Regions from separate parts of the Mus musculus genome. Here all the other regions are linked to region 5. Evidence: chromatin loops called from intact Hi-C (ENCODE). Cell type or tissue: heart. All regions are shown on one strand. Links, peaks and the distances in the headings refer to the core of each region. The heading gives the core; the rest is flanking DNA.

What was found. Peaks named below come from ENCODE experiments on the same cell type or tissue, not always from the same donor. Only the 100,000 strongest peaks of a DNase experiment are listed, where the experiment ranks them.
Region 1: it touches region 5 in a loop (6-fold over the local background); 9 of 42 quality-filtered maps call a loop at or near these places.
Region 2: it touches region 5 in a loop (7-fold over the local background); 12 of 42 quality-filtered maps call a loop at or near these places.
Region 3: a loop joins it to region 5, with 5 times the contacts of the local background. A loop is called at or near these places in 2 of 42 quality-filtered maps.
Region 4: a loop joins it to region 5, with 2.4 times the contacts of the local background. A loop is called at or near these places in 2 of 42 quality-filtered maps.

Annotation. Positions count from the first base shown.
Region 1 is chr3:116,709,183-116,715,121 of GRCm38, reverse strand. Slc35a3 (solute carrier family 35 (UDP-N-acetylglucosamine (UDP-GlcNAc) transporter), member 3) reads left to right here and starts at 2,842. Exons shown (of 8, transcript NM_144902.4): 1 at 2,842-3,039. In heart, for the core only: no CTCF peak of the experiment used is centred there; DNase peaks (open chromatin) are centred at 2,851 and 3,181; H3K4me3 peaks cover 2,726 bases; H3K27ac peaks cover 1,904 bases.
Region 2 is chr3:116,591,764-116,597,702 of GRCm38, reverse strand. It overlaps Trmt13 (tRNA methyltransferase 13), which reads left to right. Exons shown (of 12, transcript NM_030016.3): 2 at 2,110-3,064; 3 at 5,193-5,239; 4 at 5,444-5,510. The coding sequence starts at 2,918. It overlaps Sass6 (SAS-6 centriolar assembly protein), which reads right to left and starts at 2,745. Exons shown (of 17, transcript NM_028349.3): 1 at 2,525-2,745. The coding sequence starts at 2,589. In heart, for the core only: a CTCF peak has its summit at 3,244 (motif pointing left); a DNase peak (open chromatin) is centred at 2,752; H3K4me3 peaks cover 2,676 bases; H3K27ac peaks cover 1,887 bases.
Region 3 is chr3:116,004,111-116,010,049 of GRCm38, reverse strand. It overlaps Slc30a7 (solute carrier family 30 (zinc transporter), member 7), which reads left to right and starts at 2,644. Exons shown (of 11, transcript NM_023214.7): 1 at 2,644-2,915; 2 at 3,115-3,216. The coding sequence starts at 2,836. It overlaps Extl2 (exostosin-like glycosyltransferase 2), which reads right to left and starts at 1,753. Exons shown (of 5, transcript NM_001163514.1): 1 at 1,513-1,753. In heart, for the core only: no CTCF peak of the experiment used is centred there; DNase peaks (open chromatin) are centred at 1,809 and 2,589; H3K4me3 peaks cover 2,873 bases; H3K27ac peaks cover 1,955 bases.
Region 4 is chr3:116,421,984-116,427,922 of GRCm38, reverse strand. It overlaps Cdc14a (CDC14 cell division cycle 14A), which reads left to right and starts at 3,891. Exons shown (of 16, transcript NM_001080818.2): 1 at 3,891-4,486; 2 at 5,266-5,356. The coding sequence starts at 4,438. Gm40125 (a long non-coding RNA gene) reads right to left here and starts at 3,672. Exons shown (of 3, transcript XR_867571.3): 1 at 3,240-3,672. In heart, for the core only: CTCF peaks have their summits at 2,760 and 5,077 (motif pointing left); DNase peaks (open chromatin) are centred at 2,812, 3,762, 4,412 and 4,932; H3K4me3 peaks cover 2,845 bases; H3K27ac peaks cover 2,979 bases.
Region 5 is chr3:116,660,252-116,666,190 of GRCm38, reverse strand. Mfsd14a (major facilitator superfamily domain containing 14A) reads left to right here and starts at 3,514. Exons shown (of 12, transcript NM_008246.2): 1 at 3,514-3,796. The coding sequence starts at 3,713. In heart, for the core only: no CTCF peak of the experiment used is centred there; a DNase peak (open chromatin) is centred at 3,530; H3K4me3 peaks cover 2,517 bases; H3K27ac peaks cover 2,259 bases.

The sequences.
Region 1 (5,939 bases), core at 626-5,625, 49 kb before region 5:
ATCCCTATTAGAGTGGTCCAGTAAGCCCCACTTAAAGCATTTTACTGCTTGTCAAATCCAAAGTCCCAAAATCCACATTCCTCCAAACAAAAACATAGGCCTGTCACTGCAAAACCACCGTCCCTGGTACCAACTTTTGTCTTAGTTACGATTTTATTGCTGTGAAGAGACACAATGACCAAGGCAACTCTTTTAAGGGACAATATTTAAGGGCTGGTTTAGTCTCAGAGGTTCTATCTACTATCATCATGGCAGGAAGCACGGCAGTGTCCAGGAAGACCTGGTGCTGGAGAAGGAGCAGGGAGCTCTGTATCTTGATCCAGTTTCAGACAGGGGGGAATGTCTGTCTTACACTAGGTGTAGCTTGAGAGTATATATTACCTTAAAGCCCACCCCCATCATTCCACCTCTATTTTTTTTTAAATCACTTTAAAATTTCCTAAAGAGTAAGAGGAAAAAAAATCTTCCTTTTTTCTAACCTATGTATTTGTGACACTGAGCATAGTGGTATCTACCTGTGATTCCAGCAGTCAAGAGGTTAAGGCCAGGGTGAACCATACATTTATAACCAATCTGGGCTAGATAGCAAGATTCAGGGCAGACTGGACTATATAAGGAGACCTCGTCTTTAAAACCAAATTAAACAACAGAAAAGAACTTATGTCCATTTCATATTTTTCCTGCTTATATATTTTAAATGTTCCCTTTCCTTTACAATCATACATTTATGGAGTATCGACTGTTTTCTGGGTATCAGTATACACATACACCAAAGATACACACACACACACACACACACACACACAAACAATTCACAATAGTGCCAAGGTGTAATTAGCATGTACAAGGATATTAAGTGTTTCGTTTTATTTAAAAAAAAGAGAGAGAAAAAAAGAGCCAAGATATGTTTGTAGAGCCAGGAATAGTAAGGTGTGGGAGGGGTGCCTTGGTGGGCTCATGCTGAGGCATCCCCTCCCCACACCCTCCAAAGACCAGCCATACGACAGATATGGTATAGAATTGAGTTTATTTATAGAGACATGGGAAGGGGAGTTGAGTAGAGACAGAGAGAGGGGGAGGAAGAGAGGAGGAGGGGGAGGGGAAGAGGAGGGAGAGGAGAGAGGAGAGGAGAGGCTGGCTAGGAACAGAAGAGAGTGGGGGGAGGAGGAAGGGGAGAGCAGAGAAAGGGATCAGAGAGAGAAAAAGGCAGAAAGAGTAAGAGAGTGAGGAGGGACTAGCCAGGTCTACCTGGAGATAGTCAGGTTGGGCAGAGCTTAGAAGGAATGCCAACAGAGTTTCTTTTTTAAAAAATGGAGAAAGGGTTCAGTGGGAAGTATATGAGGTACAAAGGCCTAGGGTCAATTGGCAATAATTGGGGGGGGGGGGGTTGGTAGGGAGGAAAAAGGGGATAGAAAGCAGATTTGAGTGCTCTAGCTTTTGATCCTAGCTAGCACAGAGAGGCTGAGACAGGATGGTTGCTAAGAGATCGAGACCTTCAATGCCAGCCTGGAGCCATCCTGAGCTACAATGTGAGACCCCGTCAAAAAAAAAAAAAAAGTAAGAAGTATAAGAAGTATTGTATTTGTTACTTTCTTTTTGCCTGAGAAAGCCACTTAGAGGGAGGACTTATTAGTCCTCCCTGAAACATCATCGTTTCAGATGTTTTGGTTCATGGTGACTAGGTTTCATTGCCTCTGGGTCTCTGGTTGGAACTTATGTACTGGGGCAGTTATTTACCAAAAAAAGCATACAGGCTGCAAAGAGAGCTAGAGGAAAGGCTAGGTTAAGACACACCCTCAGCGACCCACTTCTTCCAAATAGGCTTGTGCCACCATTTACACCATCTCCTAATAATACCTTCAAAGATTTAATACATCAGTGGCTTAGGTCAGAGGTTCACTATCCATTCACTTCCCCCAACATCAAAGTCCATTAGCTGGCAACCAAACCTTTACCACATGATGAATCTTTGGGGGACGTTTTAGGTTCGGACCCTAGCAAATATCAAGATCTAATCCACATTCCATCCCCCAGAAGTTTTCTGAAGGTCGGATTACACAAACATTTAAGCGAGGCATCATGTGCTAACAGTCATTTAATTTTATTTTTCTCCGTTGTTTTCTAACGATGCTTCCCTAATGGATGGTTTTAATCATTTGCCACGCAAAGAAGCGTAAGCTTAATTCTAGGAGCATTGTTTTAACAGGGAAGGGATAAATCTGCTGTATCCGATGATCAATCCGGACCCAGAATATTACATTTCAGCCTGTCCACAGCCAGCAATGGCTACAGTGGTTGGGAACTTTTGGAAATACATTAGCAGACTGAAACGTAATATGCATGAGATTCTTGCAGACAGGAAGAGGTAAATTGCTCTCTTTCTCTCTTCACCTTTCCCCTGGTTAGTGACACTAAGCCCATTCTGCGTTCCTGACACTCTTCCAGGTCTCCCAGGGTGGGGGACAGGGATCATTCCTAACCGAACCAGCTGGCTCCTAGACTAAGGTTGGTAACCTGCACCAGGTATAATCTTGTTTTCAACTCACTGGTGGTCATTTTCAGGAGCCAAGATCCGCCTCCCGGTTCTCATCAGAGTTCTTTGATCCAAAGGACTTTGTCCCCTTCCTTAAGTGACAGATCATCCCGCCACTTTCTGCCGCAGGACTGTGGGGAGAGAGACACCTTCCTATCAAACTCTCCGGCGACCGTGAGACTGTCACGGGAGCTGCGCGAGGAGCAGCCGCGGTTGGGGTCGCCTCAGGGACGCGTCCCGCAAGCGCGAAGCTGGGGCCCCCGGAGCCGAACAGGGAACGGCGTTTGCCGGGGCCGAGGCGGAAGCCGGATCCTTTGGCGGACCGGACCGCGGGAACCCGGAAACGCCTGGGCCTCACCGAAGCGGTCCGGGCCACAGAGCCGGCGGGAGCCGGCGGTGCTGCGGGTCAGCGGACGCGGCGGAGCCGACGGGCTCGGCAGCCTGGGTCTCCCGGCGTCGCGGAGCCCGGGGCTCCAGTGCGGGCAGCTGGCCGAGCCGCACGGCGGGTGAGCGGAGGGCGCTGGGGGAAGCTGGCGGGACGCCGAGGCCGGGCTGGGAGGGCGCGGGGCGGTTGAGGCCACCGGGACCACAGCGGACGGCTGCAGCCCTAGTTTATGAGGAGTAGATGAATGGGCGCCTTGTACCTCCGGCCTGGACGTGCCGAAACGTTCTGGGTGGAGGAGGAAAAGGTCGGGAGGGGAGGGGTGTGGCAGGCAGTGTGCCTGCAAGCTCCAGACTGGCGGGCCAAGTGCCTTGGGGGCCAGGCTGGCGGCCTGTCCTTCCGCGGTCATTTCGGGAGCTCCGGCTCAGCCTGTGACCCCGGGCTAGGGACGAGTCTGCTCGGTGAGAAAGGACGGTGTAGTCAAGAAGCTGCAGGGACTTGGAGAGATGGAAAGGGTGCCCGTGGTAAGTCTAGACCGAAGGCGATGGGTGTCCATCAGTGTGTGTGGCGAGAGTTTGCAGGGGTTCTAAGTATTGAAGAGTGGGGAGCTTAGTGAACATTTTATTTAAGCTAACTCAAGTTTCTGCTAGTTCAGATTAATTAAGGGATATTAAACGAAGTAATGGGTTTTAACTGTAGCAAGGCACTTATAGGAGTGTGCCCTTTATTATATCCTATTAAACGCAATATTTGAAGATGGCACCTGAGTTGAGTCTTTGTAGACACTTATTTTGGTAGTTACAGGTAATGTTTGGTTGTTTCTCACGTCTTCATTCCGTTGCTACTAACTCAAGTTGCTTGCTTTCAAATGAATGACTCCTACGTTTATGCGTCTGACTAACTTCCCTCCCTTTAAATTTTTTCCTACCGCATCTGCCCTTATTTTCTGGTCACTTTCAGGTGCACCATACCAATAGCTTCCAAAACGGAACTTGCAGCTTTAAGTCTTTCTGCCTTGGAACTACGCCTGACCTGATAGCACACGCATGAGCAGGGCCCCCTCTCTTCTCTGTCTCACTATCTCCTGGTTCTCTTCATCCACCCACACACCCCCACTCCTGCCCCCTCTTCACTGTGTGTGGCTGTGCTGGGCAGTGAACCCCGTGGGAATTGACGGAGCACTCTGTCACTGAGCTGTAATTTTAGTTCTTTGCAATCGCTTTTTGAAGCTGGAGATTTAATGCCACTCTCTGACAGTTCTCTCAGAAATACTCAGCGACAATTTACTTAGTTAGTGGTTCTAGGGATGGAACATAGGTCATACTGAAGGCTAGGTAAGTGCTTAGCTACTGTGGAGTATCCATAACCAAGAATAGATTTTAAATAATTTAGGTAGCCATTAAAAACCCTTCAAAATGTAAACCACTCCATGATACAAGTTAATGTAATCCTTTCATTCTTTTTTAAAAATAGTTTTATTTCTAAGCTAGACATTCTTTTTAAAAAAGTAACTTTACCCAACATATTGAAATGTTTTTAAGATAACCATAGGATTTTTTATTTATATATTTTTAATTTTTATTGGATGCTTTATTTACATTTTAAATGTTATCGCTTTTCCTGGTTTCCTCTCTGGAAACTCCCTATCCCTTCTCCCCCTCCCCCTGCTTCTGTGAGGGTGCTTCCCCACCCTCCTTCCCACTCCTGGCATTTCCCCTACACTGGGGCATCAAGCCTTTACAGGACCAAGGGCCTCTCCTCCCATTGATGCGGGACAAGACCATCCTCTGCTACATATGCAGCTGAAGCCATGAGTCCCTCCATGTGTACTCTTTGGATGGTGGTTTAGCCCCTGGGAGCTCTGGGGGTTGGGGTTCTGGTTGGTTGATACTGTTGTTCTTCCTATGAGGTTGCAAATCCCTCAGTTACTTCAGTCCTTTCTCAAATTCCTCCATTAGGGACCCGTGCTCAGTCCAGTGGTTGGCTGAGAGCATATGCCTCTGTATTTGTCAGGCTCTGGCAGAGCCTCTCAGCTATATCAGGCTCCTGTCAGCAAGTACTTCTTGGTATCTACCATAGTGTCTGAGTTTGGTGTCTGTATATGGGATGGAGCCCCAGGTGGGGCAGTCTCTGAATGACCTTTCCTTCAGTCTCGGTTCTACACTTTGTCTCCGTATTTCTCCCATGAGTAATTTGTTCCCCTTCTAAGGACTGAAGCATCCACAATTTGGTCTTCCTTCTTCTTGAGCTCCATGTGGTCTGTGAATTGTATCTTGGGTATTCTGAGCTTTTGGCTAACATCCACTTATCAGTGAGTGCACATCATGTGTGTTCTTTTATGACTGGGTTACCTTACTCAAAATGATAATTTCTAGTTCCATCCATTTGCCTAAGAATTTCATGAACTCAATGTTTTTAATAGCTAAGTAGTACTCCATTGTGTAAATGTACCACATTTTCCGTATCCATTCCTCTGTTGAAGGACATCTAGTTTCTTTCCAGCTTCTGGATGTTATAAATAAGGCTGCTATGAACATAGTGGAGCATGTGTCCTTGTTATATGTTGGAGAATTTTCTGTGTATATGCCCAGGAGTGGTATAGCTAGGTACTCAGGTAGTACTATGTACAGTTTTCTGAGGAACCTCCAGACTGATTTCCAAAGTGGTTATACCAACTTGAAATCCCACCAGTAATGGAGGAGTGTTCTTCTTTCTCTACATCCTTGCCAGCATCTGCTGTCACCTGAGTTTTTATTCTTAGACATTCTGACTGGTGTGAGGTAGAATTTCAGGGTTGTTTTGATTTGCATTTCCCTGATGATTAAGGATGCTGAACATTTTTTCAGGTGCTTCTCAGTCATTCGGTATTCCTCAGGTGAGAATTCTTTGTTTAGCTCTGTATTCCATTTTTAATAGGGTTATTTGGTTTTATGGAGTCTAACTTCTTGAGTTCTTTGTATATATTGAATATTAGCCCTCTATCGGATGTAGGATTGGTAAAGACATTTTCCCAATCTGTTGGTT
Region 2 (5,939 bases), core at 260-5,259, 68 kb after region 5:
TCTAACCCTGGAACCTGCATTACGCTGCTTCTCCGAGGGGGTCTTCTCAATTCTGTGTCTGGGCGTTCCCTGAGAACCAAGATGGCGACTGGTTTTGATGTTGCTGTTCGGAGGTGAAAGGAAGGAAACCTCATGGTCTCTGTACCCAGAATAGTTTAGGGTACACAGCAGGCAAGTATTTGCTGGGGTAAACTGCTCTTCAATAGTTGGCTAAGGAATCTACGTTGTTCTTCCTATAGGTCAGGGGTTAGCAAAATTATTCTCTAGGAGGTCAGAGAGTGAATATTTTAGACTTTGAAGACTATGGAGCAGTGGTTCTCAACTTACAGGTCTGGTCCCCCATGAGAGTCAAACAACCTTTTCACAGGGGTCACCTTAGACTATCATAAAAAACAGATATTTACATTAGAAGTACAGTTACAAAGTAGCAACAAAAATAATTTTATGGTTGGGCGGGTCACCACAACATAAGGAACTGTATTATCAGGAAGATCAGAAGCCACTGCTATAGAGTCTCTGTCACAATCGTGTGTGGTTGTGTTCCTCTCCGCTACCCTGCTAGCCCGGCCCCTTTATTGTTGCTGTTGCAGTGCTGAGGAGATATATACACATATATATACATATACATAAAAAATATATATATATATATATATATATATATATATATATATATACATATATATATATATACAATCTACCATAAAAGCCACGCAGTAATTTTCCAGCCAATACTCCCATACAATTGCTCATTGATTCTGCATCGCACAGATGCAACCACAGACAGTGGGTAAGAAATAAGGATGGCTGTGCTCCAGAAAAATCTGATTTATGAACAGCTGGTTGAGCCTTGCCATGGGTGATAGGAATATCGGGTTTCTAAACAAGAGTAATTTTTTTTTCCCAAGACAGGGTTTCTCTGTACAGCCCTGGCTGTCCTGGAACTCACTCTGTAGACCAGGCTGGCCTCGAAATCAGAAATCCGCCTGCCTCTGCCTCCCGAGTGCTGGGATCAAAGGCGTGCACCACCATGCCCGGCTGAGTAATTTTTAAAGTTGAAGTTGTGTTTTAACACGATTAACTGTGATTACAATTTAATGTGTCGAAGAAGAGTTCAGAGTGTCAGGCATGGAATCACAAGTAATGGCCCATATTGCCCAACAGAAACAAAATGGACACCACAAACTTGAGTCATGTGTGTCACTTTAAACTGTTTAGAAGTTACTTAAAAAAAATAACTCTCAAAGTAAAAATTAATTTGAATACATTTGACCCCAATATACCCTAAATAAAGCCGCAACAGATAATCAACATAAAATTGAGACTTTTTACATTTCTGTTACTAGCAGGTCTTCAAAATCTATGAATTTTATACTTACAGACATCAGTTTGGATTAGCCCGAATTCAATAACTACATGTCTATATATTAAACATCACAAAATAATCACCAATGAGAGGCTGGGGTGGGGTGGGGGTTACACATCAGTGGTAGAGCATGCTAAGTGAGGGCACCACTTCAACTGTCAAAATCAAACAAACAATAAGACAATTAAATAACCTACAGATTCCTATATACGGCTGATGTTTTAAGTCCATTTTTCTGACTGCTTTGCTGGTTGATTCTGGACCTAATTTTAAATCGCATACCACAGTTTAACAGTCCAGCGACTCAATACATCAGTGTCTTCTTTTTGTTTTTGTTGTTTTTTAATTCAACATTTTTTTCACCGTTTAGTTTCTACAAACATTTTCACACCTGGTCTTCATTGCAATCAAATGAACAGCTAGACATATTAAATCAATTTAGCAAATGAGAAAATGTAATGTTCACAGAAACTAACAACTAAAAAGTTATTAGTAAAAGAGGGAAAAATCAGATCGCCTGTGGTTAGTGTGGCAAGTTTGCATTCATCTGTGCGATAAGATACCCTAGTGTAAACTCTGTGAAGATCAAGGTATCCCCAGGGGTCCGACGAAGGGCTTTACGGGTTGACTTATGTTTTGAATGTACAGAATTCCTGATTTTTCCAGTTTTGGGAGTTGGTTAAATGATTGAAACTGACGTGCGGATGAACCGAAATATGTCACTGAACGTTTTGTTTTGTTTTTAGATGGAGTTCTAAAGCTTCACCCCCAGTGTTCTTCAAAGGAGAGCATGAGTGAAGGGCCGGGCGACCTGAATCCTAGTGCGGACAGCTCCCTGAAGTCACCGTGAAGCTTTTGTGGAAATGACAGGGAGAATCAGAGTTGCCACCCAGAAAGGACAGGCTGGGCTCTGTCCCGCTGAGGGCCAGAACACGGACGTGAAGGAGTCGGCTTGCCATTTCCTCATTCCCTTTCCTCGCGTCCCCTCCGCAACGGCCGGCCCGGCCACAAACAAAGGTATCCATTAAGTCCGCAGGGTCCCTTCCCGATTCCCGGTGTGACAGTCCGACACCCGCGGACCGACCGATCCCCACGGAACCCAGCCGCCATCTTCCCCATTGGCGCGACCCCAACCGCCACCCGCCGGCTCCGGGAGCTCACCTCTCCTCGCAGTCTTTGCATTTCACTAGCAAGGGAACAAGCTGCTGGAACAGAACTTGACTCATGTCGGACCGCTGCCCCGACGGGAGGGTGAAGAAGCCCAGTAGGCCCGGCCTTCGGTCCCGGCTGCAAAGAAGAGCCGGTCCCGATGAGTTTGAGTTTGGCGCTCAGCTCCCGCGGAGGAGGAGGGAAACGATAAACAGAGGGAACGAAGGAGCTTTGGACCTCGTCAGCCACCGTCACCTTTTTCCGGTTCGGGCACCGACCGAGCCGGGCTGATGCGTCATTTCCGTGGACCCACCCCCCTCAGGCGGCCACGTTTGTTAAGGGAAGTGGGACCAAAGGGGACTGACAACTTTGGGCTGAGCCAGGCTTTCAAAAGGACCCAGCGTTATGGAGGCTCCGGCGGCGACTTCGCCCTCGATCGGATTTCCCATCGACGGCAGATGCAACTACTTCGTAGAAAAGAAGAAGCGCTTCTGCAGGATGGTGGCGGCCGCGGGGAAAAGGTTCTGTGGCGAACACGCTGGCTCCGCCGAGGTCAGCTATCGCCCTCCCTTCCTGGGAGTCGCGGGTCTGTGGGTGCTGGACCCCAGTCTCGCCCCTTTGACAGGTTCCTGCTTCCGTCCCATGGATTTAAGTAAATGCAGTTCTGCCCACCGCTCGGAGCCGCGAGGAGCCCCCGAGGAGCATTGCTTTCTTGTACTAAAAGCTCCCTCTGCTGTCTCAGAGACCCTTACACTCATCCTTCCTTCCGCTAGTCCCCCATCCTCAGGGGAAGTGATTATTTTTATAAAGGAGTGCTTGAAAAAGATCACTAGGTTTTATTAACTGGGTTCTAATTAATTATAGTTATTGTTTTTGAACGATAACCACTTGTGAATGCATGGGGAAGAAACTTAGAAACAATTTTTGTTTGTTTGTTTAGACTTGTAGATTAGTAATTTGCCTGTTCTTTATACATTAGGAGCCACTAATACTTTTGCACTTACAACCAAAATGTCTTATGACATTAATGTCTGTTGAGAGACAAAAAAAAGAAAAAAACAAAACAAAACAAAACAAAAAACTTTGCTTTCAACTTTGAAGTTTGTTATTTTACGTTTATTTTTCCTTCTCCGTCCCAGAATAATAATTACAAGTTCATAAGGTGTTTTCCTGGAGAGTTAAGTCTAAAGTCACAGGAAGCCTCATTACCCTCTACACCAAAAAAGAAAACATTTTACTAACCTGCTATACACTGTTTCTAAACTCAAACAATAGATTTTAAAAATGTGTGTGTGTGTGTGTGTGTGTGTGTGTGTGTGTTCTGTGATTACGCTTTGAAAGTTAGAGTACTATTTCCCTTGAAAGACAACTTTCTGTTTTTGAGATGGGGATCTTGCTGAATTGCTCATATTGGTCTTGAACATCTGATCCCAGGAATTCTCCTGCCTTAGCCTCCCAACTAGCTGGTCTCCATCAAAGAATCACACTGGAATTTAATTTAAAAGTCTATACATGAAATAATGTTGTTTTTTTTAATACTGAAAATTCCTTAACTTTCTCTAAAATTCAGTGTGCGTATCTTCATGAACATTCTGAAATAAATTGAAATAAACAATTGAGAAAAATTAAGAGTAAATACTTGGTCAGCTTTGGCTGTAGGGCTAGTACTAAACGTTATTTTGCTTTTAAAAATTCAATTTTCACAAACCTTAGGAAGCAAGTCATACTATTATTCTACTTAATAATATAGTAAGTCTATACTTAATATAGAAAGTCTATACTATTATTTACATGAAGCAGTCAGGATTATAGAGTTAGCAGCTAATAGAAAGAGCTGAGAATCACACCTAACCACTGGCCTCTGGATTTAATAATTGGGCCATCCTGTTGCATCCAGGTTGATAGGATCTGTGGGGCAGACCTGCCAACATTGTTTCCCTTGCTTTTCTCCCAGTGCCTATAATTAAATGCATAAAACATAAAAGACTGTAACTAGCATTTAGAAAAGTTGCAAAGCTAGTGAATATGACCCATTCTAAATTGTTAAAGCCATGCCTTGTTGTTCCTGGCGTATTTTCTCCTGTACTCTATTCTGAGAGAGGGTCTGAGGGTCACCCTGGCTGGCCTTTGGCTCTGTCTGCCCTTCCTCTGGAGAGCTGATATTCAAAGCATGCTCCACCACGCCCATCATTTCCCCATATTTGAACACCTTTAGACAAATACGCATTTTAAAATCAATTTAAATGGGCAACACTTTTCAAAAAGAGCAAGGATGCAAGTAATGAGTATTTTAGTCAGCTCAATTTAGCCACTTATACCCAGTATATATTTATTTCAAAAGATCATTTTGTACATGATGAATATTGTTGTTAGTTAATCCAAAGTACATGGTTAACATCTTTTCTTAATGGTGCATACAATTACTGTACCCATTTTTAGGAGGTGTTATCTCTGATGCAAAATTACATTAGCAAGCCAAAACAGTACTTATTCATTCATACAGAAGCGAGCTACAATGAAGACTCTTATTATGCGGCATGACCTAATCTTGCTTATTTTTCATTGTATCCTTTAAGTTTTCTTACCTTATTTTAGGAATAGAAACACACTGTGGGTGTATCTAACATCTGAATGTAATAAACTTGACATTTAAATAAATGTATCCGTTTTAATTTATTAGGAAGAAAATACTCGGAAAAGAATCTTGTGTCCTTTAGATCCAAAACAGTTAAGTATAAGGTCAAATAAGTGGGTTTTTGTCATTTGGGGTGCGTGAGTGCATTAGTCTTTGTGTGTGTGTGTGTGTGTGTGTGTGTGTGTGTATGTGTGTGTGTTTGTATATATTTGTTTGTGTGATGTACTAGAAACGGTTAAGTTTCACAAGGTTCATTTACGATTTTTCTAACTCTTAAATTTTCTCTTTAAATTTAGCACAGTGTATGAAGACCAACTAGCAAAACATTTGAAAAAATGTAATTCAAGAGAGAAGCCTAAGCCTGTAAGTATTTGAAATGTATGTGTGATATCTGTATATAAATACTTAGTATTATAAGATGCAGATTGAATTTGGCAAATGTACTGTACTCACTTGATAGCTGTACTTTTCTTCCCTCCTCTTTTCTGTACTTGTGTTTTATCTGTTGGCTTGGTTAGATAGGAGGCAGGTTACACTGTGTAGCCCAGGCTAACCCCAAACTTGAGGCCGTCTTCCCTTAGCTTCTCTAGTACTAAGACTACTGGTGGGTGCCACCTTGACCAGCCCAGAATAATTATTTCATGTTTTCTTTTTGCTTGCTTTTGAGATAGGGTGCTGTGCTGCATTACTTAGGCTGCTCTTCAGCACAGCTCAAATGTTTCTTATGCTTTGCTTTCCAAATGCTTCGACGATAGGTACATGATATGCCAACACACCCATCGCCATAGCGGG
Region 3 (5,939 bases), core at 496-5,495, 660 kb after region 5:
AAGCGACTAACTGAATAGATACATAAGTATTTAAAATAGAGATACACTTATTAATTTAAGAACATTTATTACTGTATCTATTCTGTAGTCTTCTCTAGCCATTTAGTCTTTGTAATGCACAACGGACCTATGACTGGAGACTTCCCAAGTACCTCGTGTGACTGCAGGCTTGCTTAAACACTGACCACCAACACAGAGCTAAGGAATCAAAATCGTTGTGCGCCCAACTCCTTCTTTTAATGATAAGAATTACTGCGGGAGTAAGATGAATGGGTGAGCACAGGCAGAAAGGCTCATCGAGCAATAGCTGTTGTCTCTGTTCACTGTTTCAAATTCATCGCTGCTGCACAACTTAAAGACTGCACCATCTAAAATACCGATGGGTTTGCCTTTCTCCCCACCTCCCTCTCTTCACATTAATTTGTCCTCTCCATAAAACTCTCCCCGGAGAAGAACTCTCACTTATCTTGCTTTATAGTCTGGACACCCAACACATACAAGATAATCTCCAAATGATAACTGAGTTCTATTTTGACGTGTGGGACGTGTGTTAACATGTGGGACATATGTTAACCTATGTGTAGGTTAACATGAACAGGATAGATATTATTTAAAGATTACAAAAAGAAGTGAGGCACAGTAGAAACAACTTTTCCTGGTTTAAAGAGTGTCCTTCTGTCCTTTATACTGCAAACGAAAATGCCTTTAACGCTGATTGGCCTTTATGCTGTCCAGGGCTAAGGATTAAAAAATAGCATGGCCACAGTCAGAAGGGAGAAGATCTTCAAGAGCAGATCTACCTTATATCGTAACAAATCTAGGAAACTGATAAAGCTGAAATTAAATTTCTTTAATGCCTTTCAAAACTATTCAATAACAGGTAATATGGGTTCCTCCCTATCTATGCCAGCTAAGCAACTTCGGATTTACAACAGTGCAAGATGGAATACAGAATTTATTTCCAAAGGCAGGATAAAAACCACATAGGCTCAAATTGCAGGTGACCTTAATGAGAAGGCTGGAAATCCATTGCTGAAACTTGATTATTTTGATATACCATCCCCACCATCATACTTAAATAAAGCAGTCTTCAAGGGGGAAAAAATCAATTGCAATAGCTATTTTGCCTTAAACGACCTCGTCTGCAGTCAGTTCTGGCTTCCTCAGCAATGCAGTAGGGTAGAATTGAAAAACTGCTCTGAACAACAACAACAGAGTAGCCTTTAAAAAGTAAATGCTACTAATTGAGAATATTTGCTTACATGACAATAATGGTCCAAGAAAGGCAAAGACAAAAGAGACATGTTTGTCCTAGAACTTATAGAATCAAGCCGTTTGTTACCAGCAGTTTTTAAAGAGGAACATTAAAAAAAAATCAAGATCTATTTTCAAAAATCTAAATTACAGAATAAATCCTTCCTACCCACAAAGTTCCAAGAACGAGGGCAAAACAAGCAGAGGTCCCAAATGGAAAGATAAAATCAATGAAAGAGAATTTCACAGTTGCCTCACCTCTAGTGCAGAAGATTGCAGCGGGGCCAGCGGGTTTATTTGCAGCTTGGTTAGCATAAATCGAAAGGAGAGTCTCCTTTGCTTGCCTCTTTTCCACCCCTTTCCTAAACCGGGCTTCCAACCTCTCTGCCCGTCCAATTGATAACCTAGGAAATGCGCCGCCTGCAAAGTGAGTGCCTGGAGCAGGGGACAGTTCCTGAGTGGCCACCCCTCCCTCGCTTTGGGTGACGCTCCACTTCCTGTTAGGCAAAAAGGCTTTCCCAAGAAGCTCGGTTTTGTAGTTTCCAAGCCACCTCCCCAAACCAGACCCCCTTTCCGGGTTTCCCCTTCTAGGTAATAACTTTTAATCATTCACGTGATCGGCCAGCTGACCTTGTCTAAACAATCCCCTAGAAAGATGCTGGAGAGTGTCTCTCTAGCCAGCCCAGGCCCACAAGGCTCATCCCCAGCCTCCCACCCAACAGGCTTGTATCTGCACCTCCTGAAATGGACCATAGTGACAGCTACTGTCTTGGGGGTGACAAGGATGCTAAAGGAACCTGTCTGCGGTTGCCTTCAGGGCTACAACCGAATGAGGTTGCAGGGGAGAAACAGCAAGAAGCGGACCTCAAGGCCATAGTCTATGGCCCTCTTCCTAAAGGACGTTTTAAAATACCTTTAAGTGTTTCTTTTGCAAAGCACTCAACGATCGCGTCCCGCGTGACGGTTTCCGCGGGTGGGGGTGGACTCCCTTAGCGTTGACCTCGGGAAGCCATTCTCGCACATCCCGTGCAGTGGCGGCGCAGCACGTGGCCGCCTGGGCTTTTCAGTGATGCTGCCTAAGGCACAGCGGGGATTTGAGGTCCTTTAGGGGGTTAATGCTGAAGGAGCAGGAGCGGGCTGCACTGCATCCGGGGACGATAGTGATGGGCGATCTGGGTGGGTGACAGCGGGCCCTGAACCAGTCAGCCACGTCTGCAGAGAGCCAGCAGGGGTATCTTTCGTGAGTTCAGGAGATAGGACCCCTAGCTCAGCTAGAGATAGATCCCCAAGCTTTCAGCTCGGACTTTCCGCAGCCCCCAAGCCCCGCCTCCTCCCCGTAAGCCCCTCCCCTGCCGGAGTCCCCGCCCCCGCCTCCCGCTTTCCCGTCCCAGGACGCGTTGCGCGGCCCGGGCCGGAAGTCCTCGAATTCCCGGGTGTGTGTCTGTGTCTGTGTCTCGCGGCGGTGCCGCGGCGGTCAAGCGCTTTGGGGTCCGCGTTTGAAGCGTCACCGCTGTCACTGCCGCCACCATACCGAGTCACTTCTAGAGGGACGGAGACCCGGCCCTTCGCCGGGTGGAGAAGATGTTGCCCCTGTCCATCAAGGATGATGAATACAAACCACCCAAGTTCAATCTGTTCGGCAAGATCTCAGGCTGGTTTAGGTGCGGGGTGCTGTGATTGCTGGGAGGGGGCTGCCCGGGATGCTGAGACAAAGCTGGGTGCTAAGGATGGCCTGAGGTCCAGCATGGGAGCGTCACCCTCCTGCTGTGGTGGAACGAGCATGCGGACTGGGTGGGTTTTGAGGGGTCCCCGCAACCCCCTTGGCTCCTGCTTGCTTCTGATCACCTGTATCGTGCCCAGGTCCATCCTGTCGGACAAGACATCCCGGAACCTGTTTTTCTTCCTGTGCCTGAACCTCTCTTTCGCTTTTGTGGAACTACTCTACGGCATCTGGAGCAACTGGTAACCAAAGGGGAAGATGATTGGGGCGGAAGCAGAGGGTGAGGGAGACAAGCCACTATTTGCTTAGTGCCACGTAGCTCCTTACCGGCAGGTTCACGTCTTACCTTTGCCACTACCACTTTTGCTGAGTTGCTCTCAGCGTACTCTCACCAAAAGGGAAGGGCTGCAGTTCTAAGATCGGGGACTCTCATTTCCTGCAACTCCATTAAACAGAACTGACAAACAGGCCCCCTCCTCATATTTTTTTTTTACTTTTTTATTTGGCAGATGCAATGAATCTCTTTAACAGCTTGCCTTAGCTATGCCTCAGGAAAAATGAGAGGATCCTGTTAGCTAACCTACCTGTGGGTGTGGCTTTTTTTTTTTTTTTTTTTTTTTTTTTTGGATTTCACTCCTAAGATTCTGAGAGAGAAAGATCTGAATGGCCCTGTTAAATTTATGATTGCCTTTGAATGACTTTTGAAGAGGTTTGTGAAGAGACCGTTGGCAAAGCATATGCCATTCTCTTTTCCAGTGAAACTGTCTTAGGATTTTCCTTGTATCTTTACTGCAGTAGAAAATCCCATACAGTTTTCTGAGAATGCCATTTTGACTTGAAGGCTTTGGTGTCACCTTTGGGCTTTTTTGTTTGTTTGTTTTTGTTTTATGGTGTCAAGATTTGGGTCGAAGAGAGTCCGGTGTCGCTAAGGAAGTAAAGTCACTGGAATTTAAGTATTTGCTGTGGGATAACTTCTGGGCTTGTGAAACTGCTCTGCAAATAACAGAATGAGCACACTTCTGAAGTGTGCTAACTCCATTTCTAGATTTTATTCCCTTCTAAGAATCGATAAAAGAGGGGCAGAAGTTGAGAGTGCTCACTGCTCTTGCAGAGGATCAGGATTTCGTTCTCAGCACCATATCTGGTGGCTCACAACTGCCTGTAACTCCAGCTTCAAGGGTCTGACATTCTTTTCTCCACCTCACAGGCACATGCACACATGTGACAGACACAGAAAAACAGAGACGTACAGACAGACACACACATGCAGGGATAAAAACAAAATGTTAAAGAAAGAGACTCTATTAGAAGATGGGGGATATAACTCTCCCAGGATCTTTAGGCGAGTTACATAGGATTGTAGATTAACCTGTGCCATTTATGGTCTATTTTTGTTACTTCTAGTAAACTAACTTGGCCTCTGTCTTTTAAAATCCATTTTCAGAGGGGTAAAAGATCATAGTCTTTGGACTCTAACTCTGCTGTATTTGAGCAAAGTAATTGTTTCAATCAAGTTATCATGGCATCTGTTCTCTGGCGTACACCTTTGATCCCAGCAATTGGGTAGCAGAGGCAGGAGGATCTCTGTGAGTTCGAGGCCAGCCTGGTCTATCTGTTCCAGGACAGCCAGGACTAAGAGATCCCTGTCTCAAAAAAGAAACAAGCAACAACAAAAGCCCCCAAACAAAGCAAAACCTTCAGTAAGTAGTAAATCATAAGGATTATTGGTTTTGTTATTTCTTGGGGTACAAAAGTCAAATGAACATCATTAACTTAATGTATTTAATAACCATTTTGATTCCTCTGAGAATTGTACATTTCAAAGGATACCTCATAACATTATTTTTAATCTCATAAACTATTTAATACCTTTTGATAGATCATATTTGTTGAAAATACTATAGTCTTAACTTATATTTGAATATAATACTTTAATAATGAATATATTTATAATATACTTCATATTTTCTTTTTAAATTGTCATAATTTTGGCATATGTGTTGCTTATTCTATGATACATTGTAGCTTTGTACACACACATCTTTTATTATTGCTTTATATTGCTACCTAGTATATTTCATTATGACCTTTCATTGGCATAAATCACTTCATGGAATACCTTGCTCTAGGGATTCATATCTTAAGTGTCTGAACCATCGATTTCATGGAAAGTTGGGTGTATAGTGCCTTTCCAATCTGATCACTTAAAGTACTAAAACCATTTTTGTCCAAGCTGTTTGTCAGTATACATCATTGCATAAGGGAGATATTAGTGGAACGTGACTTGTTATCTGACCTTCGGTGGTTTGCTCCTCTGTTTTTTGGGTAACTTTCTGCTATCCTCAGGTGACTTGTTCTGTCATACCCTAATGGTTTATCCTTTCATTGTGTTAAATCATTCAGACTCACGTGAGCTTTGTTGTCTGTCGTGCTGCAGTCATTTGTATCTCCTCTGTATATCAAGTTTGATAGCCACAGTTGCTTAGTCCCCAATATCAGTTGGTGTCAGTAGCTACGAAACATAAATCCTTGCTGCTTGGGAGGATTTAGAAGTTTGTTGGGGATTACGGCATAGCTTAGTGGTATAGTTCTTGCCTACTAAGAACTAGGCCCCAGATTCAGTCCCTAACATTGCCAAATACACACACACACACACACACACACACACACACACACTGTAATCTCAGTATTTTGAAGGTGGAGGCAGGAAGATCAGAAATTAAAGGTCATATTGAGCTACATACTAAATTAAAACAAAAGAATTTTCTTAACTTGGATATTTATATAATTTGACTCCCTATATTATTTGTACACCAAATTTTTCAGGTTTTTTTGATTGATTATTTCTTTATGATATTGGATTATCTCGGTTTATTTCTCACCTGAATGCACTTTGTCTTGGTCATTTCTATGTTTGACTTCATTCTTTAAAAATAAGTTTCAGGTTGTTGAATATAAAAGATCA
Region 4 (5,939 bases), core at 277-5,276, 240 kb after region 5:
TTTTATTTGACCTTTAAATGGTAAAACTGGGTTCTTTTAATGGCTTCCATTGCTCTTGTTCCCACCCAAGTCTTTCATCACGTACAAATAAATGTGTCCTCCTTGTCCCCACACATAACTAGTCATACCAGCTCAGAACTGGCCTGCGTTCCATTCTGGGACACAATTTATAAGAAATTGGGCAAATTGAAGATTGGGTCAGAAAGGATGGAGGCTAGACGGATGGAGCAGAAGGAAAGCCTGATGACGATGAGGGGTTTCATCTGTGAAACTCTAGGACGCAATCCAAGAGCTGCTTTGTAAAGAGCTTTTTTTTTTTGGAAGAGCTGTTGTGTGTAAAGAGTGACTGTCTTGCTTGGACAGGAAGTTGTTGGCATGACTTGAAGTTGCTTCCAGCAGTCTCTTCTCTAGGTCTGCATGCATGCACCCTGCATGGAATGCAAGACAGCCCAAGAAGTATGCAAGTTAGGGATGCAGAGGTAAACATTTGTTTACACTCTCCCTTCCTGTTCTTACTGGCTAAATCCACAAGCACTTTCCTTTTCTACAGCGAGGTGACATTGTAAATCCCATAGTAGTTTCATGTATAATATGCCATTCTTTACTGCTGGTTCAAGTAAAAGTCAGTTTCTTCCGTTTGTACTAAGTTGGGTGATTGGGATGAAATGTCCGGTTTTGCCTTCCCCCTGGGTTGTAAGAGCATGTCTTTATTGTGAGGCTACAACAGTAGGAACTTTGGCCCATGATAACTGAGGCAATAATGTGTTTTATGATGTCGTTCGGATCTTGGTGTGTATGTGCCATGTGTACAATGCTGTATATTTTTCTTGCAGAGTTTTTAATAGCATGACTTAGAGAGGTCCTAGTTTACTAATATTACTCACAGCACAGTATTAAAGAATTTTATCCTCTGTATGGAAGTGGCACACATCTTTAATCCCTGTACTCAGTAGGCAGAGGCAGGCAGATCCTCTGTGAGTTCCAGGCCAGCCTGGTCAACAGAGAGAGTTCAAGACCAGCCAGGGCGACAGGGAAACCCTGTCTCAAAAACCAAAAACTACAGAAGAAAGAATTATTATCAAAAATATATAGTAAATATGGTAAGGAAAAATAATTTTCCTTTAAATTTTGGCTTGAGACAGCATCTTATCTCACACTAATCCAGTTGGACCTCCAACTCATGAAGCACTCTCATGCTGGGACCATAGGCATGGGCCACAAACTCAGGGCCATTTTTACTTATTTTTACTTTAGTCTTATGTGTGTCTACATGAGAATGTACCACATGGGTATGGGTGCTATTTTGTCCAGTAGAGTGTTGGATGCTCTGGGGCTGTAGTTAATGGCAATTGTGAGCCTCTCAACACGGGTGCTTGAAGTGGAGCTTAATTTGGGTCGTCTGGAAGATCAGGAAGCCGCCTTAACTGCTGTGTCATCTCCCCAGCCCCCATTTTCATCTCTTTTAAAGAGTTTTGTTAGGTCACACTTCATTCCTCATGTCTAAAACCTCTAAGGAGAATTCTATGAAAGGCAATGTAGAACCCTTTTTGGGAATAGAATAGACCCCTGTTGTTACAGGAGCTATTCAATGAAATCTGCCCCCCTGAAAGTGTTTTATGGATCTCTCTCCTGAGACTACTTATGAACGTACAGTCATGTGATGGCCAGGCAGAGTGACACAGGCCTGGGTTCCTGGAAGGAGGATCAGGAGTTTATTGTCATCCTTCTTTACGTATGGAGTTCCAGGCCAGCCTGGGGTTATACCAGACCTACCTCAAAAAACCCAAAAACAGCCGCATTAGCCCGTGAGATGGCTCAGTGGGTAAAGATGCAGGCCACCAAACCTGAGAGCCTGTGTTGTAGCCCCTACACTGTGGGAGGAGCAAATGACTATGGCCACTCTAAATCAGCGCAAGCCACCACCTCTGGCTCCAACTTTTTACTGCAGTTGATAGTCAGATGAAAAACTATAAGACTTGTAAAGCGGCAGCTTTAGAAATGGGTTGAGTGGGCTTTACTGTTAGCTTTATAGACAAAGGGGCGAAGCCTACTGAGACTGACATGCTATGCTTTTCTACATATTTCATTAAAAAAAATCTCAATTACGTTTATTCCAACAAAATTGAAATTGTTCAACGTATTAAAACCAGGATTTGGGAGAATAAAGGTAACATTCAAGTTTTGAGAGGGTCTTTGTTCTTTTTCCTTCTTTTTTTTATTTTTTAGTTTTCAAGACAGGGTTTCTCTTCATAGCCCTGTCTGCCCTGGAACTCACTATGTAGACCAGGCTGGCCTTGAACTCATAGATTCACCTGCCTCTGCCTCCCAGGTGCTGTAATTAAAGATATATGCCACCAACCCCTGGCTATTTTAAAGTGTACTCCCCCTCCTCCTTCTCCCTTTTTCTTTTTGGGAGGTCTTTGCTTTCAGGACTCTTAGAATATGTAATACACTTCAAAAGGGTTCAAGGCTCATTACAACTTTCAGGACTTTTACAGTTGTAAAGTCTGTTTCTTTTTCGGGGTTAACTTTTGAATGTAAGGAGAGGGTGTCTTTTTAACTCCCTTACCAAGGATGTGTTTGGCTAGAATTACCGAGATGCTCTGAATAACTTTCCAGTATATCAAAGTAGTATCCACTTAGTTTTGTGCTTGTTTAGCTTTATGGAAAGCCGGCAGAGCAGAAGAATGGCCTAAGAATTGCCTCCCTGGAGTCAGTGTTCCAAGTTGCTTCAGCCGGCACTTTGCTCGAGCGCCCCCTCTCTCCCTAGAGGTCAACACGCAACTGCGAGCTTTCAAAGGCTTGCACAAATCCCCGTTTCAAGGAGAAACCACTCAGAGCGCATGCTCTGGTGATAGTGGTTCAGTAGCGCCATTTTCGTAAGGGAAGGGCTGGCCACTAGTTCCGTCCCTAGGGCTCCCAGCATTAAAGTTCTCCAAACTGGATCAAAACGTTGCCGAACAAGTCCGGGGCCTCCTGGAGAGGAGCCTTTGTACTCCTTTGCAACGCTCCAGCCAAGACTACAGAAATCTTCTGTTCATTTCTCTTGTGGACAAGAGATCCTTTTCCCTCTTCTCCCTTCGCCTAGGATAGCCTACAGTCCGAGACTAGAGCCTTACACTTCTGGTGTAATTTTGCGCTCACACCTGTGGCCAAAATGAAAGGACTTGGAGAACTGGACGGGAATTTTTTTCCCCCTTGAGAACAAAGCCTAGGTGAGAGCAGACTCTAGTACTTACAGGGCATCAGTCCGTGTACTCAGGAGCTAGGAGGTATCGCTTCTTTTGAAAATTGGTTATAAAGACACAGATCCGATAGTGGTGAGAATAGGGGTTGGTGGAAAGATAGCTAGCGGTACGACCCGACATGGAGAAGGTCTGAGGTTTTTCAATGTGTGTGTCTGCGCGCGCGTGCGTGTGTGTCTCTGTGTGTGTGTGTGTGTGTGTGCGCGCGCGCGAGTTTAGAAGAAACTGAGTGAAGCAGGAAAGAGCTTGAGAGACAAAAAAAAATCTGGTGTGGAAGAAGAGCTAGCCGGTGCAGACGTGGAGACAGCATCTCAGCCCGCCAGGCAGTCGCAGCTTCCTGGGAGGCATTCACTCCTCTCTACCCATCCTTTTTCATTCATAAGTTTGTGGCTCCGCCTGACATCCACCCCACCCCCACCCCACCCAGGCAGAGGGCCAAGTTTCCTGTGTAGCAATTGGTGAAAGGCAACAAAGCCTTAGCAACTGGCTCCTAGTGACCCGCGGGGCGCCTGGTAACTGGGGCCCGAGGCCGGCTCAGAGAAAGGAGCCGAGCTGTCCCTTTAAGGGATGGCCGCGGAGTGGTGAAAGTGGAGGGGGACGAGGGAGGGCGGGGAGGCAGGTCTGGGGGCGGACCTAAGAGGAGGAGGAGGAGGAGAGGGAGGAAGAGTTGCTGCTGAAAGGAGGTGGCGAAGGAGGAGTCTGAGCAGCTGCTACTAGCCCCGCGGACACCTCCGGAGTCCTGCCCGCTGCCGCACGAGTGGCCACGGGCGCGATCCGGGCCAAACGTCTTGTCCTCCATGATCACTTTGGGAGCCGGGGAAAGACTTTGCCCGGCCTTGGGAGCTGGTGTGCGCCGTCCAGGTTTGGTGGAGACGGTGCAGCGCGAGAAGGAGGAGCTGCAGCTCGAGAAGCAGCAGCAGCCGCCGCCGCCGCAGAGTCCGGATCACAGCGGTTACAGCCCGGGGCGTGTGCGTCCCGCGCCCAGCGGGTTCGGTTCCCCACGGAATGTCCCCGGGGCGCCCCACGCGCTGACCCTGCAGCTGCCTCCGCCTTGGGCGACTGCCTCCTCCCTCAGGCAGGCTCGGTGATTGGGACCGCGAGCTCCCAGCTCTTGGGCAGTGGGGAAGCCCCCGGGGGCGGGTGACCTCAGCTGGCCACGACCCAGCCCTCCCCCGTGCGGATCTCGCTTAAGATGGCAGCGGAGTCTGGGGAACTAATCGGGGCTTGCGAGTTCATGAAAGGTGAGGAGCAGCCACCCGGCATCCTCCGGCCCTTCCACGCCACTCCCCCCCCCCAACTCCTCACGGCTCACCCCTTTGTCCCAAGCCTCTATGCTGGGTTTCTTTTCGGGCCCTGTGTCCCTCAGTACTGCGGCTCGGCGCTCGGGCCCCTTCTCGCTACTCAACTCCCGGAGGACCCCCTGCTTCCGGCTTCTTTTTTCGCGTTCTCACTCCCTCTGCAGCTTCCTCGTACCCGGACAGTGCAGGCTTCTCTGCTTGGGATCCTCCTGCAAACCTATCTTGGTGGGGAGCCTGCTGGTTTTAATCCTCCATCCGCTAACTCTCTACTTCCTCGGTGGCTGGCCCGTGTTTTTGGGACACCCCCTACCCCCAACCACACCCCCCTATCTTTCCTTCCTTCCTCTTGAAGTCTGCTAAGCTGCAGCGGCAGAAGCTCGCCTCTTTTCCCATTCCACCGCAGCTGAGGTCTGAAGGTTTCCGAACCAAACTTGTGTCTCCAGTTTTGCGGGTACCCACAGCTCCTGTCTGCACCCGCCCGCACGCAACCAGGGGGTGAGGGAACTCAGAAGATGCTCTGCCCCCTGCTGGGTCTTCTAGCCTCTTAGCAAGATGTGCTTTTGGGGCTCTGTAGCTTTCTGGAAGATCCTGTTTCTCCAAGAATCCCACGTGTTAAAGGTCTTTAAACGATGTGTAGCAGTTATTAATCCTTTGTGCATGATCTGCACTCTCAGTCTCGCGTCCCTGCTTCTCATGTTCTGTCTTTTAAACTTGTCTTTCAGATCGATTATATTTTGCTACTTTAAGGAATAGACCAAAAAGCACAATAAATATCCACTATTTCTCCATCGACGAGGAGCTGGTCTATGAAAAGTAAGTCCCCCCCTACTTTTTTTTTTAGCACCCCCTGAACTAGTTAGTTTGTTGGTTCTTTGATAATCGGGTTCCTTCACTTTTCCCAAAGAGTTCCGAAGGTATTACTAGCTTTCTATAGCTTGGGGAGGGATGCACACTGTACGTAGTTTGGTCCTGTTAACACTGCAGTCCTTTTAGAACTTCACGATATTAATTCTTCCTCCTCCCACAGCACGTCTGGGTTCCTCACACTCCCCAGAGTAGCACCAGGCCGTCATACCTGGTGTCATCACCAGACCTGTAATTGGCCTGTGAATCAGTCACTAGGTATTTGTGGGAGCACCCACAGGGTAGAGGGCAGTCAGTGTGTGTGTGTGTGTATACTACAGGTGCCGAAGCTTCACAGTGCACAAGGCTTCTGTTGTTTGGAAGGATGTTTTTGTTTGTGTAGCCAGTTTTCTGGAAAGTGGGACGCAGGACTGTGGGGAGCTGGATCCAAGTTACGTCTATGTGGAAGATTTCCAGTGTGATTGAGTTGAACCTGATGGCCTGATGGTATTATTGTCCCCCCCCCCCCCCCCCCCCAGGGAGTGAAAAATCA
Region 5 (5,939 bases), core at 612-5,611:
CTCTCTAGGCCCCCACAATCCATCTTTTTAAGACCATGCACTTGAATCAGTGTTTCTGACTCAGTTTGTGGGGTGTTTCCTTGTGTTCATTCCTAGCTTTTAGAGAAGCTGATGCAGGCCTTAAACTTTGATGTCATGGTTTGTGTTCTCTGTCTTCTTACAGTGAAACAGTTTGACTCCTAATATAATACTTGTGTTTTATTATGAATCTAAATGCTGCAATACCAATATTCTAATGACAAACACACTGTGTAAAATTAAAAGTTCATTTGCATTTTGTTTATTATTAGAATGTAGCCTGTCCACTAAAGATGTACATTCAAAGAACATGTATTTAAAAGTTAGTGTGCTTAAAGTAAGGCCAGGCATGACAACATGCACTTTTTTTTACTTACTCACTTTACATCCTACTCACTGCTCGCCCACTACTCCCACAGTCCTTTCCCTCCCCCTCTCGCCGTCTGGCACACCCTTTTGGTTCCAGGATTCAGGAGGCAGAGGCAGAATGATCTTTGTGAGTTCCAGGCCAGCCAGTCCTACGTGGTGTGACCATGTCTCAGAAAAAAACAAAATGGAATTCAGGTCTTCTCTGCATGGTTATTAGTGCAACAGAAATAGGCTCATTAGTTTTTATTTGTATTTGTATCCAGTTTTATGATTTTTTTTTTTTTTTTTTTGGTTTTTCGAGACAGGGTTTCTCTGTATAGCTCTGGCTTACCTGAAACTCACTTTGTAGACCAGGCTGGCCTCAAACTCAGAAATCCGCCTGCCTCTGCCTTCTGAGTGCTAGGATTAAAGGCGTGAGCCAGCACACCCGGCCTTTGTATCTAGTTTTATAAATGTAAGCTTTTATTATTGAATTCGCCTTTTTTTTTTTTTTACCAAACTCAAAACTTAAAAACTATGTAAGTGAAACATTACAGTTCACAAAGAAGTCTGCATAGTTCCTATGTTTGTCCCACTCCATTGGCAAGTGCCTTCTGTGGGGAGTAATTTCCACCAGGTTATAGCTCGGTTTCTTTCTGAAAGGCAAGCATATGTGTCACTACGTTTACAGTGCTGCTTTTCCTGCACGATCGTGTTCTCTGTTCTGTAAGGCTTTTTCTGAGCTCTGTGTATTCAGTGATCACCTTGATACCTACTTTGCTTTGGGGCTCATTTGCTAACTTGTTTAAACTATTTTCATGCTTTGGCTCTCACCTAATTGTCCATGTGCCTAAGTAAATTCACTGACACTCAAGGATTTGAACACTGACATCCTTGTTCTACCCTGTCAGATCTTTTTGGGTATGTTATTTCTATTTAATGGGAGCATACACACTATTTTTTAAATCCTAGTCTTAAAAAGAACCGGTGAGCACTATTGTAGGTATTCAAATAGCTTGAATAACTGACAATAACCAATCATATTTTAAAAGTAACTTTGATATAGCTGAAGTATGATTTTTGGAGGTCATAAAAAGTTGGAGTAACCACATAGTATTTTTTTCCAGTCTTTCATTTTATTTTGTTTTTGGTTTTTCGGGACAGGGTTTCTCTGTATAGCCCTGGCTGTCCTGGACCTCACTCTGTAGTCCAGGCTGGCCTCGAACTCAGAAATCCGCCTGCCTCTGACTCCCAAGTGCTGGGATTAAAGGCGTGCGCCACCACGCCCAGCTCAGTCTGGTTTTCATGTAGCCTGGGGCTAACCTTGAATTTGCTGTAGAGGCTGGCCTTGAACTCCTGGTCACACTGTCTCTACAACACAAATGCCAGGACCGAAGATATGCACCACCACGCCTACCTTAGAACAACCTTCTTAATCCTCTACACCCATGCAAAATATGATCTCGGGATTTAGTTATGAAGTTTCTCCCACTCTCAACAGCTTGAAGTTGGACTTCAAGGAAGTTTCTATATGAGAATTTTATTTTTAAAGTAAGTATGATGAAAATCCTTACCACCCAAGATGCTTTTCTTTCCCCATCCATGAAAACTGGCTTATTTTCCATTTCTTGTCAGCATGCAAGTAGAAGAAACAGAACATCCAACCAGGTTTATTTTTAACATTTTATTTTGAAATTTACAGAAAAGCTACAGTAACCCTCACATGTGTGCCCCCTGCTTTCTCCTTTACCTTGTCTAATAGTTACTTAGGCCATGTAATAAATAGCCTGATGTTCAGTGGCCTGAAGAATCCACCCACACCCAGGCTGCTCTCAGATTTGTCCTTGAATTCCTGATTCTCCTTCATGCCAGGATCTAGGCATCCACTTCTATGCTGGGTTCACTGATTGTTGGTGATAGAATCCGCAGCCCTATGCTTACAGGAAAAGCACTCCAAAAGAACCAGCTACAGCCCCATCCCAGTAATGTGGCTAAGCTGGGTATTCATAGCTGAAGGTCTCATAAAGTTTGCAGTCAGCTCAAGGCTTGACCAGGCATAGAGGATCTCGTTCCAAGATAATCCACAAAGCTTTGAAGGAGATTTCAGCTCAACGGCAGCACCTCTCCATAGTTCCTCTGGTATTATGGCATAACAATCGGCAACCCCTGACTGGAGTAAATGAAGAGCCTAGCAAAAACATACAGTACCTTTTATGACCTCTCCTCTAAAGTCAGTGCTGTCATTTCTGCTTTGCCCTGTTAAAACAAGGTCATCCATCACTAACCAGGCCACAAGCCAGGAGAGGGAGGGAGCCCCTTCCACTTCTCCCAGGGAGGAATATCACTGAGTTTGGGAACATTTATCTTACTTAGAGCCACCACATCCAGGATCGCTGTTGCCACAGTTTGGTTTGTTTCCAGTTCCCCTTTATCGAACAGTTTGATGGGGGAAAGCATGTGTTGTGCTCGTTCATACCTAGCACTGAAGGTATATTTAAAGGAAAGTTTTCCAACAGTTACCAAAATGAAGACTTTGCTAGACATGGTGGCACATGACTTTGATCACAATATGGGAGGTAGTCAGGGAGATCTCTCAGTTTGAGGCCAGCCTGGTCTACATAATGTGCTGCCTCAAAGTAAATGTCAGTACTGTTAATATCACATTTCATATTCCACCTGTCTGCTCTTTCTACCAGTCTTCTAGTCAAACCAATTTTTAAAAGCCTATAAAGTATGGCATCTAGTTTACACTGGGAGAGAATGTACTGGTACGTGGGGGTATGTAAGCCAGCATGACCTAGCTGGGCATCAGATCAACAGCTAAAACTCCTCTACCTGCTACTGACCATTCCTGGAAAACTTTCCCGTTGTCCCCTTCAATTCTGTTTTGGTGGGGATGCATTTGATGCGGATGCTATTAGCCTGGGACGCCTGAGCATCTGAGAAACTATTTGTCAGATTTGAGTAGGTAAAAACTTTTCGGAACTTGAGTTCATCTGTGAAGGAAAAACTGTTAAAATAGCCATCGCTCAGCGCCTTAGAGGGCAAAAGCTAGGCAGCCAAAGCACCTGGCTCCACCCGCTCCCGCGGCACCTCCCAGTCCTCCGCTATTGCAGGGTTGGAGGGGCGTGCCCGCACTGCGGGGGCGTGGCTGCGTCACGGGGGCGTGGCGAGCGACTCAGCCGATCGCACGATGTGACGCGCCGCCCGAGGCAGGCCGGGCCCTCAAGATGGCGGCGTGCGCCCTGAGCGGCTCGGCCCGGCAGTAGTGGCGGGACCGCACTCGCCGCTGGGGCCGCCCGCCCCCTGAGTGGCTGCTGCAGCGCCGGGAGTCGAGGATGGTAAAATGACCCAGGGGAAGAAAAAGAAACGGGCCGCGAACCGCAGTATCATGCTGGCCAAAAAGATCATCATTAAGGACGGAGGCACGGTGAGTGCTGCTGGTTCCGCGCCGCAGGACGGCCCGGGTGCGGGCCCGGCTCGCTCTTCCCCCCGCTTCCGCCTTCGCTGGGCCGAGAGCGCCCTGCCCTTCCGTGCCGCCGGCGCTGCCGCGGTCTCGGCCTGCGGCCTCCGCGGCCTGGCTCCCCTGGACGCTGCTGGTACCTCCGGCGGGGCACTGCGTCTCGGAGCCTGCGGCCTCGGCCCACGTGCGCCCGGCCTCGGGGAGGAGGCGGCGGCCCCTCCGCAGCCTCGCCAGGCCCAGCGCGGCGCGCGGGGAGGCTGGGCAGCCTTGCGCTCCGTATGCTGTGGCGGGTGGCCGCCGCCGCGGCCCGCTGGGCCAGGGTACGTGCGTTGTCCCATCGCGGTCGCCGGGAGCCGGAGCAGCGGCTTGGAGCTGTTCGGCTACCTTGTCGGGGAGTGGGCTCGTCCCCTCTCCCGGCGTCGGAAGCCTGACCTTCCCTGGGGCCCTCTCCGTTAGAGAAATCTTCACCTTGTGCCTCAAAATAAGTCTTTAGAATTGGTCATGGCGTGAGGATCGGAGACAGATTCTGGCAGGCGGACTGAGGCTAAAAATGTGCCTTTTAGACAGTCGTTACTCGCAGAAAACTTTATGCACTGTGCAGTGTGCTACCAGACGTCGATATAGGATTTGTCATTGGAAAACAAACGTACACTTTTGTTGTGCTGTGTGTTTGTAGCGTTACACTCTGATCTTTGCTGACTCCTTTGGTATCGCGTTCCGAAATAGAATGGAAAAGTAAGATGTGTCTCTGTGGTGAAGTTGCAGACATTGTTTCTTTCCATTTGTTTGTAGTTTAATGGAGCCTTGATCAATGCTAGCAAAGCACTAAATATGTAAGTAGGCCACCGCGGAGGATTTGCTGAAATCAGTTTGAAATAAATGACAACTTTCTTTTGACATTTGAGAACATGGCCTAGTCCAACTGCCATCATTTAGAAAGCTTGGGACATATGGAACGATTTCGGAATATGTTCAGTTAACTGTCAGATTTATTAGTTGTCATAGCTTTGACTTTTAGTGAAAAAAGAGGGTTCAGAGCTTTCCAGATTTTCTTACTGTACCTGATCAAAGTATTACTTTGATGAATTCTCATTAGCTGTCTTGACCAAGTTAGTAGGAGCTATACTGGGAGGAAAGAATATCGTTGTCAGGTTTAGAGAGAGAAACTTATAACGAAGCATATTTTCAAAAACCAGGTGCTATTTAAGACCAATCTTTGCAAAAGACAAGAAGCAAGATAATTAAGGAGCAGACCTTTTTTTTTTTTTTTTTTTTTTTTTTTGGTTTTTCGAGACAGGGTTTCTCTGTATAGCCCTGGCTGTCCTGGAACTCACTTTGTAGACCAGGCTGGCCTCGAACTCAGAAATACGCCTGCCTCTGACTCCCGAGTGCTGGGATTAACGGCGTGCGTCACCATACCCGGCAGGAGCAGACCTTTTATAATGTTTGGATTTTTGTCTGGTTTGCTCTGTAAAATATTTTTTTGATGAGATAGTAGGGATCAAACTTAGAGCTCATGTCAGCCTCCAGAAGAGTCATTCCAAATTCTGACTTTGAGAAGAGATACATGTTTTTGTTGTTGTTGGGATTTTGCTTTGTGTCTGAGGACAGATCTCAGGTCGTTCAGAAAGACTTCAGACTTAGGACCCTCCTACTTGTGCTTCCCAAGTGCTGGGATTATAGGTGTGTGTGCTGCCATGCCTGGCGAGAAGAGGTTCTGTTTGTTTAAGTCTTTTTGCTATTTATAAAGATATAGCAAATTTCTAGCTTGCTTTAGTACACAAAATACTTTTTACTAGTAAAAATGTCTTGGTGGCACACTAAATCAATGAAAACTTTCCTTGAAAGTCAGGTCTTAAGAACATCGTCCTTTCCCATCTTACTCTGCCTCACTTTCCTTTTCATTCTGCCTTTTTTTTTTTTTAAGATTATTTATGAGCCAGGTGGTCATTCCAGCACTCGGGAGGCAGAGGCAGGTGGAGCTCTGTGAGTTCAAGGCCAGCCTGGTCTACCGAGTAAACTCCGTTCAGCCAAGACTCCACAAAGAAACCCTGTCTCAAAAACAAAACAAAGATGTACACACACACATGTGGAGAGCTGTGAGCAATCG